Regions from separate parts of the Homo sapiens genome. Here region 1 is linked to region 2. A link is an interaction called in ENCODE POLR2A ChIA-PET data of the cell type or tissue named here. Cell type or tissue: PC-9. All regions are shown on one strand. Links, peaks and the distances in the headings refer to the core of each region. The heading gives the core; the rest is flanking DNA.

Region 1 (10,399 bases), core at 1,235-9,234, 170 kb before region 2:
AGCTCTGCCACCTACAAGTGTCCTTGGGTGATTTCTTCACCTTTGTTTCCTCATCTGTATGATGGGTTCCTTCATAGGATAAGTGTGAAAATTCAAAGGACTGGTATTTGGAAAGTACTTAGAACAGTATAGCACCTATCAGGTGCTGCAAAAGTGTGTGATGATGAATAAAGCCTGCCACATTCTTAGGAAGAGCTTCCCTGGCCTCCCTCTCTGACACTGCAGCCTCCCACCCTCCCTGACCCCCTTTTCCTGCCTTTTTTGTGTCATCAGGAGTCCCACCATCTGACATGAAATATACTGTCTGTCTTCCCCACCTAGAAGAATGTAGCTAGCTGTGCGAGCTCTTGGCTGAATCACTAAAACTCTTTCGGCCTTATTTGCCTCATTTGCCCACAAATCGGGGAGCTTTGTCTATTTTCTTCTTGGCTGTTTCCCTAGACCAGTGCCAGGCACGTAGCAGGTGCTCAATAACTATTTGTTGAATGAATGAGTGAATGAAGATCATTATTTGTATTATTCTCCATACTGCTACTGTGACCCCTGGGGTTTCCTCTGCTCACCCCCTCCAAAGGTGAAGACCCCTCCCCCGCTGACTCCCCTCCACCCTGTGTGCCCCCGCAGAGGAAGGCGAATACTTCCTGAAGGTGCTGATCCCCAGCTACGCGGCGGGCTCCATCATTGGCAAGGGCGGGCAGACCATCGTGCAGCTGCAGAAGGAGACCGGAGCCACCATCAAGCTCTCCAAGTCCAAAGACTTCTACCCCGGTGAGCCCCGGCCCAGGTCTCTGCCCTAGGCCCCCCGCCCTTCCTCCCTTTCTCCCTCCCACCTGGGCCCTAGATGAGGGGGAAGGTCTGCCCTAAGGACAGTGACAGTGGTGGGGAGGGGGCCTCCCCTTCCCCTAAGGGGACAGAGCTGCCCCCAGCCCGAGGGGCCTGGCCGAGCAGATGGGGGTGGGGGCAGGGCAAGACAACGGGCCTGCTGCATATTCATGAGCTCATTTGCATGATGCGCTGGCAGATGTGTCTTTTCCCACACACCTGCCCCCTCTGGTCAGTTGGAGGAGCGAGGGTGGGGAGGGAGGCAGGTGTCAGGGCGTCCCTCCGGGCTTGGGGGCCAGCCAGCCATGTTCCACACACTTGCTCCCCCCTTTGGAATTCTGTCACCCCCTCTTGCCCAGTCTCACTGGTTTTCTCTGTCTCGGTGTCATTCTTTATGTGTCTCCCTCTCATTCTGTTTCTGACTTCTCGTCTCTTGCTCCCCTCTGCCTCCCTCTGTCTCTTGCCCCTCTGTCTGCCTCTCTGTCCATCTCTCTGGTTCTGTTTGGATACCCCCCATCTCTTGTCCTCTTCATCTGTCCTCTGCTTTCCCTGTCCCTCCCCTCATCTTTCCTTCTCCTTTTGTCTTCCTGTCTCTCTCCCCATCCTTTCCTTCCCTCCACCTCTCATAGTCTCACGTTTTTCCTTTCCTCCTCTCTCTCTCTGAACTCTGTTCAATCATCCATTCAACCAGTATCTACTAGCCCCCTCTCACTGAGGTCCTCCTCTGCGGGCGTCACACATTTCTTTCTGCCTCTCCCTTCCTGTGTCTCTTTTTTCCTAAGTCTCAGCTCCCTCCTGGTTTTTTCTTCCCTTCCTCCAAACCCAGTCCCTTTTCTGCCTCTCCCCCTGCTCCATCCTTCTCCCCCAACCATACATTTTCCAAGGCCCCTCCACTCTCTCTATTCCCTCCAAAGTCTCTCACCTCTCCCTATCTCCCTCCCAAGACCAATGCCCGACAAGCATCGACATCTAGGACTCCAGGGAAGGCCTCCTGAATTGCATCTTTGGTCCAGTGCTGGTTCTAGTTCATCCTTAATCCCCTTGGATTTTTTAGGTCAAACACCAGAGCTGGAGCCCAGGGTCAGTACGCACTCATTTTCTCTCTCTCTCTTTCTCTCTCTCTCTCTCTCTCTCCCTCTCTGTCTCTCTCTCTCTCCCCACCCCGTCTCTCCTCTCTCCTATCTTTCCCTCTCTCCTCCCTCTTTCTCTCTCATTCTCTCTCTGCTCTATCTTCTCTCCTCTTCTCTCTCTCTCTCTCTCCACCATCCACCCCGCCCCCAGCCTCCCATCTCACTAAGCAGCTTTGGCAAGAGGTTTAGAGAAAAATCGAGTGAACCAGGCACACCTCCTCCTTTTCTCTTCCACCCTGGCCCAGTTTTCCCCACTCCCCTGTAGCCCACAAGATATGGATAAGACCTCTGTTCGGAATGTTCCTCCGAGGACACTTGGTTCCTTGCTCCTGGATCACATTCTGTGCCACGAGACATGTCGTCCCCTCCCAGCCCATTGACACACCCCACAGGCCAGGCAGCTGGGAAACCCAGAAGGCGGGACAGACATTGGTCCTACCAGGTCAAACAGTATTCAGACAAGCAACAGGAGCCAGCGTCTCTCCTCAGCCCCTGGACATGTGGTCAGCCCCCATCCCCACTCCTGGCGTGCAACTTCCAGATCATACAGCATGAGCCGGCTGCTGACTCAGAGAAGCAGGACACAGCCCCCTACATCCTAGTCCTACATCCCACAGGAATGTAGGAAAATGGAAAAGCTACTGCAGGAGACAAAAAACACTTCCCTCCACTCCTGGCGTGACACCCTGTCATTCATTCATTCACTCATTCATTCAACACACATTCTCTGAGCACTTCCTCTATGCCAGCCCGGTGCCAGACAGAAATGGGGACAATAGCAGTGGCTGAAATGTCCCAGCCTTGCTTCCTTGGTTCTCACATCCCAGTCAGGGAAGCAGACGTCACACCAGTGATGACCCAGAGTGGTCAGGGCTGGGACAGGAAGTCCAGAGGTTGGTAGTTGGAGCCCAAGTGGCACAAAGGACCCAGCCCAGGGAGGTCAGGAAGAGCTTCCTGGAAGAGACGACCAGAGCAGTAGGGAAGGATGAGCGAGGTAAAGTGCAGGGAAGTGTGCCCAGGAAGACAAAATGGCATACTCGGAGGCTGCTGAGCAGTTTGGTCAATGTAGCCAAAGCAGACAGAACATGTGAGAAATGACAGTGGAGAAACTGAAAGGGCACTCTGGGCCTAGTAGGTTAGCATGCACACACACTCACACTCTCACATGCACACTCACACACAGTCTCACACGCTCACACTCACACACGCTGACACGCACACTGTCATGCTCACACACACTCATTCACACTCACACCCTCACACCCACACACACGCTTACACACAGTCACACACACTGTCACACATTGTCACACATGCTTACACACACTCACACTCATTCACACACATCCCACTCACACACACGCTTACACACACATTGTCACACGTGCTCTCACACTCATTCACACTCACACACACCCCACTCACACACATGCTCCCACACACACACACTCTCACACACACACACACACACAGCACTTGGGTGTCTACTACATGAAATAAAAACCTACCTGGCACTTAACTCCAAGAGAAGGGCAGAACACACAACCTCCCCTCCTTTGTGGTGGATCCCAAAGCCCTAGATTCAATCCATCCAGGTCATACATGGAGCAACTGAAATGCAGAAAAAGGCAAGCACCTGCGCAAGGGCCACACAGACTCCCTTGCGTCAGCCCAGATCCACCCTGAGGATTCTATTTTTTTTTTTTTTTTTTTTTGAGACGGAGTCTTGCTCTGTCACCAGGCTGGAGTGCAGTGGCGTGATCTCGGCTCACTGCAACCCCTGCCTCCTGGGTCCAAGCGAGTCCCCTGCCTCAGCCTCCCGAGTAGCTGGGACTACAGGCATGTGCCACTATGCCCAACTAATTTTTTTATTTTTATGTTTTTGTATTTTAGTAGAGACAGGGTTTCACCATATTGGCCAGGATGGTCTTGATCTCCTGACCTCGCGATCCACCCGCCTCGGCCTCCCAAAGTGCTAGGCTTGAGCCACCGCGACCGGCCACCCTAGGGATTCTAAAACACCGTCTGATGTTGAACATCTGCTTGAAGCTTTATACCCTAACTGCTGAAGAAAAGCACAGACACACACACACTTTTTATTTTGTATTTATTTATTTATATTGAGGCAGGGTCTTCCTCTGTTACCCAGGCTGGAGTGCAGTGGCACGATCGTGGCTCGCTGCAACCTCAACCTCCTGGGCTCAGGTGATTCTCCCACCTCAGCCTCCTGAGTAACTGGAACTACAGGTGTGCACCACCAGGCCCAGCTACTTTTTTTTTTTTTTTTAGACAGAGATTCGCTGTTGTTGCCCAGGCTGGAGTGCAGTGGTGAGATCTCGGCTCACTGCAACCTCCGCCTCCCAGGTTCAAGCGATTCTCCTGTCTCAGCCTCCCGAGTAGCTGGGATCACAGGCGTCCATTACCATGCCCAGCTAATTTTTTGTATTTTCAGTAGAGACAGGGTTTCACCATGTTAGCAGGCTGGTCTCGGACTCCAGACCTCAGGTGATCCACCCGCCTCGGCCTCCCAAAGTGCTGGGATTACAGGCGTGAGCCACTGCACCTGGCCTGTATATTTTTTTTTGTAGAGATGGGGTCTCGCTATATTGCCCAGGCTGAACTCCTGAGCTCAAGCCCTCCATCCACCTTGGCCTCCTAAAGTGATGGGATTGCAGGCATGAGCCACTGTGTCCCACCACACACACTTCAAAAAACATTTTTATAGTTTTATAACATACCTCTATCAACGTGCATACTCTTGAATGACTACTTAATACATTCATATTCTTTTTAATATCAAAAATACAAAAATAAAACTGTCATCATTTTATGCCTCCCTCCAAGATACACACATAGAGCTGATCACTCCATGCACCCCAAATTTAGCAGAATGCACAGACTCTGAAGCCAGACACCTGGGTTCAAATCTCTGAACATCCACTACCATCTAAGAGAACTTGAACACATCTTGAGCCCTCTCTGTGCCTCGGCGTCCTTAGCAGGGAATCAGGGACAATAATAATATTGCCTACTTCATATATTAAGTGAACACGTATGTATAAAGTGCTTTGGTCAGGTGCGATGGCTCACATCTGTAATCCCAGCACTTTGGGAGACCAAGGCGGGTGGATCACTTGAGGCCAGACTGGCCAGCATGGTGAAATCCCATCTCTACAAAAAATGCAAAACTTAGACGGGCGTGGTGGCACACGCCTGTAATCCCAGCTACTCAGGAGGCTTAGGCATGAGAATCACTTGAACTGGGAGGCAGAGGTTGCCGTGATCTGAGATCGCACCGCTGCACTCCAGCCTGGGCGACAGAATGAGACTCTTGTCTCAGGGAAAAAAAAAAAAAGTGCTTAGAATGGTGCCTGAGGCTTGGGTTGTATAAGGGTCAGCTATTATTAGACACTCTTGTGGGGCTTAACCAACCTCCCCAAAAGCCCCTGTGGGCCCCCTTGTAAAAACTACAAGGGGATGGAAGGTCAAAGACTTCCTGAGTTGGAAGGAAGCTTCACAGAGAGGCAAACCCTCGGCCAGCTCTTCCTGGGGCATCCACCTCCCCCTACCCCGCCCCCCAGTTCCCACCCCAACCCACACCCTTTCCTATTTACACCAGACGGAGGCAGACTGCAGGCTGACTCACCCTTGGCTCAGACCAAGCCATTGTTCTGGGGTGGGGAAGGGGGGGTAGTAAGAGTGAGGAACATGGCCCAAAGCGGGTGGGGGATGTCAGCTACACAAGTGACCCACAGACAGTGACGCCCAGACACATGGCGAGGCTGGCCTGCCAGACTGGGAAATGGCAATTGAGGAGTCAGGGTCGTGTCACCAGCGTGCTGCACTGAAGTGCTTGCTGGACACTGACACACACCCCAGGTATCCCAGACACACAGGTACACAGCCACACGGTGCCTGGTGCACACTCAAGACACTTTTTGTTTTTTTTCTTTTTTTTGTTTTTTTTTTGAGACGGAGTCCCGCTCTGCCGCCAGGCTGGAGTGCAGTAGCATGATCTCGGCTCACTGCAACCTCCGCCTCCCAGGTTCAAGCGATTCTCCTGTCTCAGCCTCCCGTGTAGCTGGGACTACAGGTGCGTGCCACCACGCCCAGCTAATTCTTGTATTTTTAGTAGAAACAGGGTTTCACCATGTTGCCCAGGATGGTCTCGATCTCTTGACCTCATGATCTGCCCACCTCGGCCTCCCAAAGTGCTGGGGTTTCAAGCGTGAGCCACCGCACCCGGCCACACTCAAGACCTTTTACATTCTCAGGGGCAGAATCCCCTTCAAAGAGAGAGAGACACACTCACACTCCACGCATCACACACATCCCGGCTCACCCAGGCACGCACATTCTCACACTGACCAGTCAAGTTTTCTTTGTCTCGCTGTAATTCACATGTTCAGACACACACATACACAAACACACCAGTCATCCAAAAAGTCCTACAAACTGACACCTGAGTCTACCTGTCTGTCTCTCCTTCTCAGGTTCACACACACTGGTCATAGGGTCTTTCCTGTCTCCTGTACATATGTGTATATTCACACTGGTCATCCAAATAGTCTCAGAAACATCCAGAAGTGTGTCTCTCTTTCACTTTCACAAACACACGTACACACACAAATGCAGACACATACACTGCCATCCAGTCTCAAAGTGGTATATATTCATTGTGTAGCCTCTATCCCACTTTGTGAGATTCTTTTGTTTCTTTCTCTCAAACTCTCACATACACTCAGCTCTGTCTCACAAAGAGTCTACATAACCTTCATCATCAAAGCGACACCAAAGTCTGTCCCACACACAAGGGCACGCACGAACATCTTCACCGGAATCACTGTGTCACATAGTCTGTTCATAAGGCAGTCTCTGCACTTTATCTTCTACAAACACAGATTAGGATCATCTAGCTAGTCCTGCTCAAGTACACACACACACACACACACACACACACACACACACACCACTCACCAGCCTCGCAGACACACACACTGGTCACAGTGTCACCCAGAATCTCTTTCACACACATATCCCAATACCCCCCAGTTTCTCTCTCCCCCGTGCCCCCACTCCCTAACACTCTCATGCAGAAATGAGAAGGATGCCCAGGACAGAGCCACAGCCAGTATCTGGAGAATCTCCAGGAAAGACCCTCCCTCCCCAGTTCCTTGGTCCTCACTCCTCCATGAGCAGTCTTTGACCCACCCTGCTCTCCCCTGTCCACACCCCTGCCCTCCCCCACCCCTCAGCCCTCCATCTGGTGGGTTCAGACAGGCACTCAGGCCTCTCCTCTGCCTCCCCCATCCCCCAGCTCTTCCCCCATCCTCTCCAAAAAGCCCAGAGGCCAACGCTGCAGGCTTTCAGGGGTTGCCATGACAACAGGGCCTCGTCCCTCGTCCCCCTGGGGGTGGGCTGAGGACCCGGCCAGCCAGACCGATAAGGGGGTTCCAGTTACTGTGGCAACCGTTGCAGGCCTGAGCTCTCTGCTTCCAGAAGGGGAGGGGGGCGGAGTGAGTGAATGGTTGCCAAAGCAACCAGGGAACCGCAAGAACTGAGAAGAGGCAGCTGAGCCCTGTCTCCCCTGCCCAGGGCTGCTGTGGGCATCGCAAAACATTTAAGCATCATTCTTCCATCCCTAGAGGTTGTTTTAGGGGAGGGAGATGAAGTGCAGATTATAAAACAGGATGGCACTCATTCTCCCAGCTGCCCATCATGGCCTGCCAGCCCATGCCCGCTCCCCCAGGCTCACCGTGTGATCAGTCAGGTCCACTCTCTGGACCTCAGCTTGCCTCTTCCATTAAATGGGGCCTGTCTCTCAGGAATGTTCCCATTCCTGTCTCATGAGTGTGCCCTCTCTCTCCCTTGCTCAACAGGAACCACAGAGCGGGTATGCCTAGTACAGGGCACGGCAGAGGCCTTGAATGCTGTGCACAGCTTTATTGCCGAGAAGGTCCGAGAAATCCCACAAGCGATGACCAAGCCTGAGGTGGTCAACATCCTTCAACCCCAAACCACGATGAACCCCGACAGAGCCAAGCAGGTCAGCTGGGGCAGAGACTGGGTTGCTGTAAAGCTGTTGACATTCACAAAGAAACATTCCTCCCACATCACTGCTTACTGTGAGGTTCAATGGGACAAAGCTGATAAAAATCTCATCAGTCAAAGACCACATGGTAGTGGTTAGTATTATTTTTAGGGAGTCAGCTCTAATAGAATAGAAAGGACTCCAGAACATTTAGAGTGGGCTTGATTCAGAGAGGGAGTGAAGGTCTGGGAGAATGTGGCATGATTCCCTATTGTTCGATCCTTTCTTCCTAGGATTCTCTAGTTCCTCTTCTCTCTTCCACCTCATCCCATTGTCTCTCTGAACGACCTGCCTCCCACTTCCTGCTATCACCGGAAGTGACCTCAGTGACAGTTCAGCCACATCCAGAAGAGTTTACAAATGGCCTCTCATCCTCCTTCCCTCCATAATTAACGTATGGGGGTAGAGGTGGTGTTTCATTAGCGAGAGAAGAGGTGGGTCCCTCTCCTACACAGCCCTCTCCAGGAAGGAATGGAAGGGGGAAGGCAGCGCCCCTCCGTTGCCTCAGTTACGGGGAAGCAGTGGCATAGGGGCGTGGCAGGGAGTGGCCAATCGCTTCCCGGGCCTGTCCGGTTGCCATGACGACGGCGCTCACGGGGCAGGTGGGCTCCCCTCAAAGCTGCAGGCAGCGCTGTCCGGACCCGGAAGTGCGTAAGGGAACGGAAACGCGGGGCTGGCTCCCGTTTTCTCTCCCGTCCCCACTCCCCTATGCATGCGTACTCCGTGCAATGGGGCGAGAACCCCTGGGCTGACGGGAGGGCCCCTTGCGAGGGCTCGTTAACGTCTACCTAGAGGCAAAGACAGGAGAGAGGGAGTCCGTAAAATCTGGAATTCTTGGGTCCTGTCGTTGCCCTGAGGTGGGGCAGAGCACAGGCCTGAGTTCCCCTAAGCTCATGGGGAAATGGTGGGCGGAGAAGCCTGGAGGAGAGCTGCAGGGTGGAGCGCTCCCAAAAAAGACCGCAGGGCTTGGGGCGTGTAGCGCGGACGCTGTCCTTGGTGCTGAAGCTCCTCGCTCCCCGCCAGGTTTCTCCCGAATCCCTTCCCACCAGCAGCGCACAAGTTATTCACAGTTTACAGGGAGGCGAGGGCATTGCCTCTTCCCTCCGCCTTGGTCGTGGCCACAAGGGACTCAGGGTTCATCAGGAGTTTGTGAATGTTGCAAGGAAAATGGGGTCAGCACCATCTGTGCCTGAGCCTTCTACCCCCTCCCCCTAATCCACAGGAGCTCTGAGACAGTGGAGTCGAAAGGTTATAGAACCAGGATTTATTCCCTGCCTTATTACTCGAGTGTTCCAAAGACTGAGGGAGATCATAGCTGAAAACTCAGGCTCTGGGCTCTGTTGTTTAGTTGAATCCTTCTCCGTACAGTACTTACGTCCTATGTGACCTTGAGCAAGTGACTTTGATTTCTCCAATCCTCATTTTTCTCACCTGTAAAATGAGATTCATTATGATGCCTCCTTAAGGGTGATGGTTAGTGTTCGTTGATGTTTGAAAAGCACATAGCTTATGTGTATAATGCATAGAAAGTTAGCCCCAAAAATGTTCTCTGTTGTTATTATGGGATTTTTGAGTCAGGAAACAGGTCTACTTCTTTTCTGCCTTGGACTTGCAGTGTTACTCAGAGCCCCTTTCCTTCTGTAGACCTCAGTTTCTCTTTTATTACAGTGCAGCAGCTGGGCCAAACCAGGGATTATAAATTAAATAACTAAAGTATTGAAAAAGGTAACAAAAGCCTTGAGGGTTGTTGCTCTCTGGAGAGGGTATGCCATCTTTAAAGGGAGAAGCTGCCACTCAAATCCACCGAATTATTGCACTTTGGGAACATGAACATAGTGCTACCACATCTTCCAAATTTTTCAAAAGAAGCCATAAATTTTTTAGATCAACTGACTTTAAAATGCTTTATTATTATTATTATTTAATATATATTAGTCTGAGGCAGAGTCACACTCTGTCACCCAGGCTGGAGTGCAGTGGTATGATCTAGGCTCACTGGAGCCTCGACATCCCAGGCTCAAGCGATCCTCCCACCTCAGCCCACTGAATAGCTGGGACTACAGGTGAACACGACCACGCCTGGCTAATTTTTTTTTCTTTTCTTTTTTTTTTTTTTGAAACGGAGTTTTGCTCTTGTTGCCCAGGATGGAGTACAATGGCCTGGTCTCAGCTCACTGCAACCTACAACTCCCGGGTTCAAGTGATTCTCCTGCCTTGGCCTCCCAAGTAGCTGGGATTACAGGCACCTGTTACCATGCCTGGCTAATTTTTTGTATTTTTAGTAGAGATGGGGTTTCACCATGTTGGCCAGGCCAGTCTCGAATTCCTGACCTCAGGTGATCTGCCTTCCTTGGCC
Region 2 (10,399 bases), core at 1,157-9,156:
AGGGCTTCTCTGTCTATGCTGCCAAGAGCAAGGCACCCCGCAACCCGCTGGCCAAGTGGGCGGTGGGTGAGGGGCCCCTCAACGAGTTCGCCTTCTCGCCCGATGGCCGGCACCTGGCCTGTGTGAGCCAGGATGGCTGCCTGCGCGTCTTCCACTTCGACTCCATGCTCCTGCGTGGGCTCATGAAGAGCTACTTTGGGGGCCTGCTGTGTGTGTGCTGGAGCCCTGACGGCCGCTACGTGGTGACGGGTGGCGAAGATGACCTGGTCACCGTGTGGTCCTTCACCGAGGGCCGCGTGGTGGCTCGAGGCCATGGCCACAAGTCCTGGGTCAACGCTGTGGCCTTTGACCCCTACACCACAAGGGCAGAGGAGGCGGCGACAGCAGCCGGTGCTGATGGGGAGCGGAGCGGCGAAGAGGAGGAGGAGGAGCCCGAGGCTGCGGGCACAGGCTCGGCCGGGGGCGCCCCGCTCTCTCCACTGCCCAAGGCTGGCTCCATTACTTACCGCTTTGGCTCGGCGGGCCAGGACACGCAGTTCTGCCTGTGGGACCTCACTGAAGACGTGCTCTACCCGCACCCCCCCCTGGCCCGCACCCGCACCCTCCCTGGCACACCTGGCACCACGCCACCGGCCGCCAGCAGCTCGAGGGGTGGCGAGCCTGGCCCAGGCCCCCTGCCTCGCTCGCTGTCCCGCTCCAACAGTCTCCCGCACCCAGCTGGCGGGGGCAAGGCGGGCGGCCCGGGTGTGGCGGCAGAGCCTGGCACACCATTCAGCATTGGCCGCTTCGCCACGCTCACACTGCAGGAGCGGCGGGACCGGGGGGCAGAGAAGGAGCACAAGCGCTACCACAGCCTGGGCAACATCAGCCGGGGTGGCAGTGGCGGCAGTGGCAGTGGTGGGGAGAAGCCCAGCGGCCCTGTTCCCCGCAGCCGCCTGGACCCCGCCAAGGTGCTGGGCACTGCGCTGTGCCCGCGCATCCACGAGGTGCCCCTGCTGGAGCCCCTTGTGTGCAAGAAGATCGCCCAGGAGCGGCTCACAGTCCTCCTGTTCCTGGAGGACTGCATCATCACTGCCTGCCAGGAGGGCCTCATCTGCACCTGGGCCCGGCCGGGCAAGGCGGTGAGTGGCCCCACACCAGCCTGCCGGGGACCTGGCAGGACCTTTCGTGGGAAGAGGCAGGCATTGGCAGAGAGAGGGCTTTGTTGCTGTCACAGCCTCTGGCTCCGTGGGGTGAGGGGAAGCCAGGGAAATCTTAGTGTCTCAGTACAAGACCTCTCAGATCCTTAGAGTGAGGGGGTCTAGCCCTAGGCAGCAGGCAGCAGAAAGAGGGGTGGGTGTGAGAGCCAGCTAGGAATTGGGGCATCCAAGGCTGGCCGTCTGAAGGGCAGCAGATGGGCCCCACATGGCCAGGTCTTACTGCCTGTCACTCGAACCAGAATCTATTTCTGTTGAACATCTGTTTTTTAAATCGTGAAACTTTTTTGAGTACTTCAGGCCAAAACTAGGGGCGAGCTCAAGCCTGTGGGCATGGCTGCCAGCCTGGGTCTGGGACTCAGGATCTGAGCCTCCTGCTGAAGGCACAGGCTGGGAATCCCAGGCCTGGGTTCCAGTCCCACTCCCTCTGTGACCCTGGACAAGTCACTGCCCCCTCTGACCTCCAACTCATCACCTCTTAGAACAGAGCCTGTAGGATGGGCAGTGGGTGGATGTGCTTGCCTCCTGGGTGGGCTGTGGCGTTGGGAAGGTCATAGTAGGCGAATCAGGCCTGGCATCTTGTAAGTTCGGAGCTCGTCTTGGGTGTCTCAGCTTCTTAGGGCTTGGACTCAGTTGCCCAGGGTCCTGGAGGCCGTGGCTTGGTTCCTCAGATCCTCAGTTTTGGAATCGTAGAGTCCTGAGTCCCTAGAACTTGAGAGCACAGTCTGAGTGACTCAGAGGCAAGAGTGGTGGGATTTGGGGAGTCTGGTTGAGTCCTAAAAGAGACCCCTCTGTCTCCGTAGTTCACAGACGAGGAGACCGAGGCCCAGACAGGGGAAGGAAGTTGGCCCAGGTCACCCAGCAAGTCAGTGGTAGAGGTAGGACTGTCCCTGAGTTCTTTCCCCAGCACCTCAGGGTCCCTCCCAAGTTAGAAGGGAGCTCCAGTTTCCCCCTCCCCTCCCACCCTTACCCTTACCCCATGGTCTCACTCAGGATCCGCCAAGGACTTTGATTATTGCGTGAAAGTGCTGACTGCCAGGACAGGAAGCTAGCTAAGATGCAAGTTCCCAGCCTAGAGCAGTGGCCTCTGGGGGGTCTAGGGCGGACCCAAGGGCAAGGCCAGGGTGGCAGCAGCTTTGGGGACTCTGGGCTGGCTCCCTCCCCTTGACACTGGCTGAAGCCCAGGTGGTCTCTAACCCCTCCCATCTCTCCCTCTCATCTTCCCCAGGGCATCTCCTCCCAACCAGGCAACTCCCCGAGTGGCACAGTGGTGTGAAGCCATGGATATCGGGCCCCCCCAACCCCATGCCCCCAGCCTCCTAGCCATAACCCTCCCTGCTGACCTCACAGATCAACGTATTAACAAGACTAACCATGATGGATGGACTGCTCCAGTCCCCCCACCTGCACAAAATTTGGGGGCCCCCCAGACTGGCCCGGACACGGGCGATGTAATAGCCCTTGTGGCCTCAGCCTTGTCCCCCACCCACTGCCAAGTACAATGACCTCTTCCTCTGAAACATCAGTGTTACCCTCATCCCTGTCCCCAGCATGTGACTGGTCACTCCTGGGGAGAGACTCCCCGCCCCTGCCACAAGAGCCCCAGGTCTGCAGTGTGCCCCTCAGTTGAGTGGGCAGGGCCGGGGGTGGTCCAGCCCTCGCCCGGCCCCCACCCCAGCTGCCCTTGCTATTGTCTGTGCTTTTGAAGAGTGTTAAATTATGGAAGCCCCTCAGGTTCCTCCCTGTCCCGCAGGACCTCTTATTTATACTAAAGTTCCCTGTTTTCTCAGCGGGTCTGTCCCCTTCGGAGGAGATGATGTAGAGGACCTGTGTGTGTACTCTGTGGTTCTAGGCAGTCCGCTTTCCCCAGAGGAGGAGTGCAGGCCTGCTCCCAGCCCAGCGCCTCCCACCCCTTTTCATAGCAGGAAAAGCCGGAGCCCAGGGAGGGAACGGACCTGCGAGTCACACAACTGGTGACCCACACCAGCGGCTGGAGCAGGACCCTCTTGGGGAGAAGAGCATCCTGCCCGCAGCCAGGGCCCCTCATCAAAGTCCTCGGTGTTTTTTAAATTATCAGAACTGCCCAGGACCACGTTTCCCAGGCCCTGCCCAGCTGGGACTCCTCGGTCCTTGCCTCCTAGTTTCTCAGGCCTGGCCCTCTCAAGGCCCAGGCACCCCAGGCCGGTTGGAGGCCCCGACTTCCACTCTGGAGAACCGTCCACCCTGGAAAGAAGAGCTCAGATTCCTCTTGGCTCTCGGAGCCGCAGGGAGTGTGTCTTCCCGCGCCACCCTCCACCCCCCGAAATGTTTCTGTTTCTAATCCCAGCCTGGGCAGGAATGTGGCTCCCCGGCCAGGGGCCAAGGAGCTATTTTGGGGTCTCGTTTGCCCAGGGAGGGCTTGGCTCCACCACTTTCCTCCCCCAGCCTTTGGGCAGCAGGTCACCCCTGTTCAGGCTCTGAGGGTGCCCCCTCCTGGTCCTGTCCTCACCACCCCTTCCCCACCTCCTGGGAAAAAAAAAAAAAAAAAAAAAAAAAGCTGGTATAAAGCAGAGAGCCTGAGGGCTAAATTTAACTGTCCGAGTCGGAATCCATCTCTGAGTCACCCAAGAAGCTGCCCTGGCCTCCCGTCCCCTTCCCAGGCCTCAACCCCTTTCTCCCACCCAGCCCCAACCCCCAGCCCTCACCCCCTAGCCCCCAGTTCTGGAGCTTGTCGGGAGCAAGGGGGTGGTTGCTACTGGGTCACTCAGCCTCAATTGGCCCTGTTTCAGCAATGGGCAGGTTCTTCTTGAAATTCATCACACCTGTGGCTTCCTCTGTGCTCTACCTTTTTATTGGGGTGACAGTGTGACAGCTGAGATTCTCCATGCATTCCCCCTACTCTAGCACTGAAGGGTTCTGAAGGGCCCTGGAAGGAGGGAGCTTGGGGGGCTGGCTTGTGAGGGGTTAAGGCTGGGAGGCGGGAGGGGGGCTGGACCAAGGGGTGGGGAGAAGGGGAGGAGGCCTCGGCCGGCCGCAGAGAGAAGTGGCCAGAGAGGCCCAGGGGACAGCCAGGGACAGGCAGACATGCAGCCAGGGCTCCAGGGCCTGGACAGGGGCTGCCAGGCCCTGTGACAGGAGGACCCCGAGCCCCCGGCCCGGGGAGGGGCCATGGTGCTGCCTGTCCAACATGTCAGCCGAGGTGCGGCTGAGGCGGCTCCAGCAGCTGGTGTTGGACCCGGGCTTCCTGGGGCTGGAGCCCCTGCTCGACCTTCTCCTGGGCGTCCACCAGGAGCTGGGCGCCTCCGAACTGGCCCAGGACAAGTACGTGGCCGACTTCTTGCAGTGGGGTGAGTGCCTACCCTCGGGGCTCCTGCAGATGGGGTGGGGGTGGGGCAGGAGACAGGTCTGGGCACAGAGGCCTGGCTGTTGGGGGGGCAGGATGGCAGGATGGGCATGGGGAGATCCTCCCATCCTGGGGCTCAGAGTGTGGACCTGGGCCCTGGGGCAACATTTCTCTGTCCTATGCCACCACTCTGGAGGGGCAGAGTAAGGTCAGCAGAGGCTAGGGTGGCTGTGACTCAGAGCCATGGCTTAGGAGTCACAGCAGGCTAGGCTGCCAACAGCCTCCCATGGCCTCTCTGCACCCCGCCTCAGGGTCAGGGTCAGGGTCATGCTGGGAGCTCCCTCTCCTAGGACCCTCCCCCCAAAAGTGGGCTCTATGGCCCTCTCCCCTGGTTTCCTGTGGCCTGGGGCAAGCCAGGAGGGCCAGCATGGGGCAGCTGCCAGGGGCGCAGCCGACAGGCAGGTGTTCGGCGCCAGCCTCTCCAGCTGCCCCAACAGGTGCCCAGGCACTGGGAGGGCGGTGACTCACGCGGGCCCTGTGGGAGAACCAGCTTTGCAGACAGGCGCCACCAGTGCCCCCTCCTCTGCGATCCAGGAGGGACAACTTTGGGTTCTTCTGGGTGTGTCTCCTTCTTTTGTAGGTTCTGCACCCACCCCCACCCCCAGCCCCAAAGTCTCGGTTCCTATGAGCCGTGTGGGTCAGCCACCATTCCCGCCACCCCGGGTCCCTGCGTCCTTTAGTTCTCCTGGCCCAGGGCCTCCAACCTTCCAGCTGTCCCACAAAACCCCTTCTTGCAAGGGCTTTCCAGGGCCTGGGGCCAGGGCTGGAAGGAGGATGCTTCCGCTTCTGCCAGCTGCCTTGTCTGCCCACCTCCTCCCCAAGCCCAGGACTCGGGCTCACTGGTCACTGGTTTCTTTCATTCCCAGCACCCTGCCCCTCTGGCCCTCATATGTCTGGCCCTCAGTGACTGGTGTTTGGTTTTTGGCCTGTGTGTAACAAACTGTGTGTGACACTTGTTTCCTGTTTCTCCGCCTTCCCCTGCTTCCTCTTGTGTCCATCTCTTTCTGACCCAGGCCTGGTTCCTTTCCCTCCTCCTCCCATTTCACAGATGGGAAGGTGGAGGCCAAGAAGGGCCAGGCCATTCAGCCTCTGGAAAAACCTTCTCCCAACCTCCCACAGCCCCTAATGACTCTCCTGGCCTCCCTTTAGTAGAGGATGAAGTTGGGTTGGCAGGGTAAACTGAGACCGGGTGGGGTAGGGGTCTGGCGCTCCCGGGAGGAGCACTCCTTTTGTGGCCCGAGCTGCATCTCGCGGCCCCTCCCCTGCCAGGCCTGGGGCGGGGGAGGGGGCCAGGGTTCCTGCTGCCTTAAAAGGGCTCAATGTCTTGGCTCTCTCCTCCCTCCCCCGTCCTCAGCCCTGGCTGGTTCGTCCCTGCTGGCCCACTCTCCCGGAACCCCCCGGAACCCCTCTCTTTCCTCCAGAACCCACTGTCTCCTCTCCTTCCCTCCCCTCCCATACCCATCCCTCTCTCCATCCTGCCTCCACTTCTTCCACCCCCGGGAGTCCAGGCCTCCCTGTCCCCACAGTCCCTGAGCCACAAGCCTCCACCCCAGCTGGTCCCCCACCCAGGCTGCCCAGTTTAACATTCCTAGTCATAGGACCTTGACTTCTGAGAGGCCTGATTGTCATCTGTAAATAAGGGGTAGGACTAAAGCACTCCTCCTGGAGGACTGAGAGATGGGCTGGACCGGAGCACTTGAGTCTGGGATATGTGACCATGCTACCTTTGTCTCCCTGTCCTGTTCCTTCCCCCAGCCCCAAATCCAGGGTTTTCCAAAGTGTGGTTCAAGAACCACCTGCATCTGAATCTAGAGGTACTGGATACAACCCCACGTCTGGGCCGTTACCCAGGACATTCTACATGAGAACGTGGGGGTGGGGCCCTGGCTGCACCTGAACTGTCACCTGGAGTCAGGGTGGAAGGTGGAAGAACTGGGTCTTATTTCCTTCTCCCCTTGTTCTTTAGGGTCTGTCCTTCTGCAGACTCCGTTACCCCACCCTAACCATCCTGCACACCCTTGGAGCCCTCTGGGCCAATGCCCTGTCCCGCAAAGGGCTTCTCAGGCATCTCACCTCTATGGGAGGGCATTTTTGGCCCCCAGAACCTTACACGGTGTTTATGTGGGGAAGCCCCTGGGAAGCAGACAGTCCTAGGGTGAAGCTGAGAGGCAGAGAGAAGGGGAGACAGACAGAGGGTGGGGCTTTCCCCCTTGTCTCCAGTGCCCTTTCTGGTGACCCTCGGTTCTTTTCCCCCACCACCCCCCCAGCGGAGCCCATCGTGGTGAGGCTTAAGGAGGTCCGACTGCAGAGGGACGACTTCGAGATTCTGAAGGTGATCGGACGCGGGGCGTTCAGCGAGGTAAGCCGAACCGGGCGGGAGCCTGACTTGACTCGTGGTGGGCGGGGCATAGGGGTTGGGGCGGGGCCTTAGAAATTGATGAATGACCGAGCCTTAGAACCTAGGGCTGGGCTGGAGGCGGGGCTTGGGACCAATGGGCGTGGTGTGGCAGGTGGGGCGGGGCCACGGCTGGGTGCAGAAGCGGGTGGAGTTGGGTCTGGGCGAGCCCTTTTGTTTTCCCGCCGTCTCCACTCTGTCTCACTATCTCGACCTCAGGTAGCGGTAGTGAAGATGAAGCAGACGGGCCAGGTGTATGCCATGAAGATCATGAACAAGTGGGACATGCTGAAGAGGGGCGAGGTGAGGGGCTGGGCGGACGTGGGGGGCTTTGAGGATCCGCGCCCCGTCTCCGGCTGCAGCTCCTCCGGGTGCCCTGCAGGTGTCGTGCTTCCGTGAGGAGAGGGACGTGTTGGTGAATGGGGACCGGCGGTGGATCACGCAGCTGCACTTCGCCTTCCAGGATGAGAACTACCTGGTGAGCTCCGGGCCGGGGTGACTAGGAAGAGGGACAAGAGCCCGTGCTGTCACTGGACGAGGAGGTGGGGAGAGGAAGCTCTAGGATTGGGGGTGCTGCCCGGAAACGTCTGTGGGAAAGTCTGTGTGCGGTAAGAGGGTGTGTCAGGTGGATGAGGGGCCTTCCCTATCTGAGACGGGGATGGTGTCCTTCACTGCCCGTTTCTGGGGTGATCTGGGGGACTCTTATAAAGATGTCTCTGTTGCGGGGGGTCTCTTACCTGGAATGGGATAGGTCTTCAGGAATTCTAACGGGGCCACTGCCTAGGGAAGGAGTGTCTGGGACCTATTCTCTGGGTGTTGGGTGGCCTCTGGGTTCTCTTTCCCAGAACATCTCAGGGGGAGTGAATCTGCCCAGTGACATCCCAGGAAAGTTTTTTTGTTTGTGTTTTTTTTTGAGGGGCGGGGGCGGGGGCCGCAGGTGGTCTCTGATTTGGCCCGGCAGATCTCTATGGTTATCTCTGGGCTGGGGCTGCAGGTCTCTGCCCAAGGATGGGGTGTCTCTGGGAGGGGTTGTCCCAGCCATCCGTGATGGATCAGGGCCTCAGGGGACTACCAACCACCCATGACGAACCCCTTCTCAGTACCTGGTCATGGAGTATTACGTGGGCGGGGACCTGCTGACACTGCTGAGCAAGTTTGGGGAGCGGATTCCGGCCGAGATGGCGCGCTTCTACCTGGCGGAGATTGTCATGGCCATAGACTCGGTGCACCGGCTTGGCTACGTGCACAGGTGGGTGCAGCATGGCCGAGGGGATAGCAAGCTTGTTCCCTGGCCGGGTTCTTGGAAGGTCAGAGCCCAGAGAGGCCAGGGCCTGGAGAGGGACCTTCTTGGTTGGGGCCCACCGGGGGGTGCCTGGGAGTAGGGGTCAGAACTGTAGAAGCCCTACAGGGGCGGAACCCGAGGAAGTGGGGTCCCAGGTGGCACTGCCCGGAGGGGCGGAGCCTGGTGGGACCACAGAAGGGAGGTTCATTTATCCCACCCTTCTCTTTTCCTCCGTGCAGGGACATCAAACCCGACAACATCCTGCTGGACCGCTGTGGCCACATCCGCCTGGCCGACTTCGGCTCTTGCCTCAAGCTGCGGGCAGATGGAACGGTGAGCCAGTGCCCTGGCCACAGAGCAACTGGGGCTGCTGATGAGGGATGGAAGGCACAGAGTGTGGGAGCGGGACTGGATTTGGAGGGGAAAAGAGGTGGTGTGACCCAGGCTTAAGTGTGCATCTGTGTGGCGGAGTATTAGACCAGGCAGAGGGAGGGGCTAAGCATTTGGGGAGTGGTTGGAAGGAGGGCCCAGAGCTGGTGGGCCCAGAGGGGTGGGCCCAAGCCTCGCTCTGCTCCTTTTGGTCCAGGTGCGGTCGCTGGTGGCTGTGGGCACCCCAGACTACCTGTCCCCCGAGATCCTGCAGGCTGTGGGCGGTGGGCCTGGGACAGGCAGCTACGGGCCCGAGTGTGACTGGTGGGCGCTGGGTGTATTCGCCTATGAAATGTTCTATGGGCAGACGCCCTTCTACGCGGATTCCACGGCGGAGACCTATGGCAAGATCGTCCACTACAAGGTGAGCACGGCCGCAGGGAGACCTGGCCTCTCCCGGTAGGCGCTCCCAGGCTATCGCCTCCTCTCCCTCTGAGCAGGAGCACCTCTCTCTGCCGCTGGTGGACGAAGGGGTCCCTGAGGAGGCTCGAGACTTCATTCAGCGGTTGCTGTGTCCCCCGGAGACACGGCTGGGCCGGGGTGGAGCAGGCGACTTCCGGACACATCCCTTCTTCTTTGGCCTCGACTGGGATGGTCTCCGGGACAGCGTGCCCCCCTTTACACCGGATTTCGAAGGTGCCACCGACACATGCAACTTCGACTTGGTGGAGGACGGGCTCACTGCCATGGTGAGCGGGGGCGGGGTAGGTACCTGTGGCCCCTGCTCGGCTGCGGGAACCTCCCCATGCTCCCTCCATAAAGTTGGAGTAAGGACAGTGCCTACCTTCTGGGGTCCTGAATCACTCATTCCCCAGAGCACCTGCTCTGTGCCCATCTACTACTGAGGACCCAGCAGTGACCTAGACTTACAGTCCAGTGGGGGAACACAGAGCAGTCTTCAGACAGTAAGGCCCCAGAGTGATCAGGGCTGAGACAATGGAGTGCAGGGGGTGGGGGACTCCTGACTCAGCAAGGAAGGTCCTGGAGGGCTTTCTGGAGTGGGGAGCTATCTGAGCTGAGACTTGGAGGGATGAGAAGCAGGAGAGGACTCCTCCTCCCTTAGGCCGTCTCTCTTCACCGTGTAACAAGCTGTCATGGCATGCTTGCTCGGCTCTGGGTGCCCTTTTGCTGAACAATACTGGGGATCCAGCACGGACCAGATGAGCTCTGGTCCCTGCCCTCATCCAGTTGCAGTCTAGAGAATTAGAGAATTATGGAGAGTGTGGCAGGTGCCCTGAAGGGAAGCAACAGGATACAAGAAAAAATGATGGGGCCAGGCACGGTGGCTCACGCCTGTAACCCCAGCAATTTGGCAGGCCGAAGTGGGTGGATTGCTTGAGCCCAGGAGTTCGAGACCAGCCTGGGCAATGTGGTGAGACCCCCGTCTCTACAAAAATGTTTTAAAAATTGGTTGGGCGTGGTGGCGCATGCCTGTATACTCAGCTACTAGGGTGGCCGACGTGGGCTTGAGCCCAGGAGGTCAAGGCTGCAGTGAGCTGTGATTGTGCCACTGCACTCCAGCCTGGGCAACGGAGAGAGACTCTGTCTCAAAAATAAGATAAACTGAAATTAAAAAATAGGCTGGGCTGGCCGGGCGTGGTGGCTCACGCCTGTAATCTCAGCACTTTGGGAGGCCGAGGCGGGTGGATCACGAGGTCAGGAGATCGAGACCATCTTGGCTAACACGGTGAAACCCCATCTCTCCTAAAAATACA

Evidence for each region. ChIA-PET counts read pairs that join two places held together with the same protein. Peaks named below come from ENCODE experiments on the same cell type or tissue, not always from the same donor. Only the 100,000 strongest peaks of a DNase experiment are listed, where the experiment ranks them.
Region 1: POLR2A ChIA-PET joins it to region 2 with 12 read pairs; 3 of 35 experiments call an interaction of 5 or more read pairs at or near these places.

What each region holds. Positions count from the first base shown.
Region 1 is chr19:45,951,379-45,961,777 of GRCh38, reverse strand. NOVA2 (NOVA alternative splicing regulator 2) reads left to right here. Exons shown (of 4, transcript NM_002516.4): 2 at 625-768; 3 at 7,832-7,998. Among named protein-coding and RNA genes, the nearest start is that of NOVA2, 17 kb to the left of the region's middle. RefSeq lists enhancers at 868-1,441, 8,296-9,243. In PC-9, for the core only: no CTCF peak of the experiment used is centred there; DNase peaks (open chromatin) are centred at 5,327 and 5,627; H3K4me3 peaks cover 528 bases; H3K27ac peaks cover 791 bases; H3K27me3 peaks cover 1,794 bases.
Region 2 is chr19:45,776,316-45,786,714 of GRCh38, reverse strand. DMPK (DM1 protein kinase) reads left to right here and starts at 4,225. Exons shown (of 15, transcript NM_004409.5): 1 at 4,225-4,522; 2 at 6,846-6,937; 3 at 7,193-7,276; 4 at 7,356-7,451; 5 at 8,074-8,222; 6 at 8,495-8,588; 7 at 8,842-9,048; 8 at 9,125-9,388. The coding sequence starts at 4,363. It overlaps DMWD (DM1 locus, WD repeat containing), which reads left to right. Exons shown (of 5, transcript NM_004943.2): 3 at 1-1,121; 4 at 2,000-2,074; 5 at 2,425-3,768. The coding sequence ends at 2,472. RefSeq lists a silencer at 6,994-7,163 and an enhancer at 9,007-9,740. In PC-9, for the core only: a CTCF peak has its summit at 3,527; DNase peaks (open chromatin) are centred at 3,514, 3,764, 4,724 and 5,004; H3K4me3 peaks cover 2,685 bases; H3K27ac peaks cover 4,448 bases.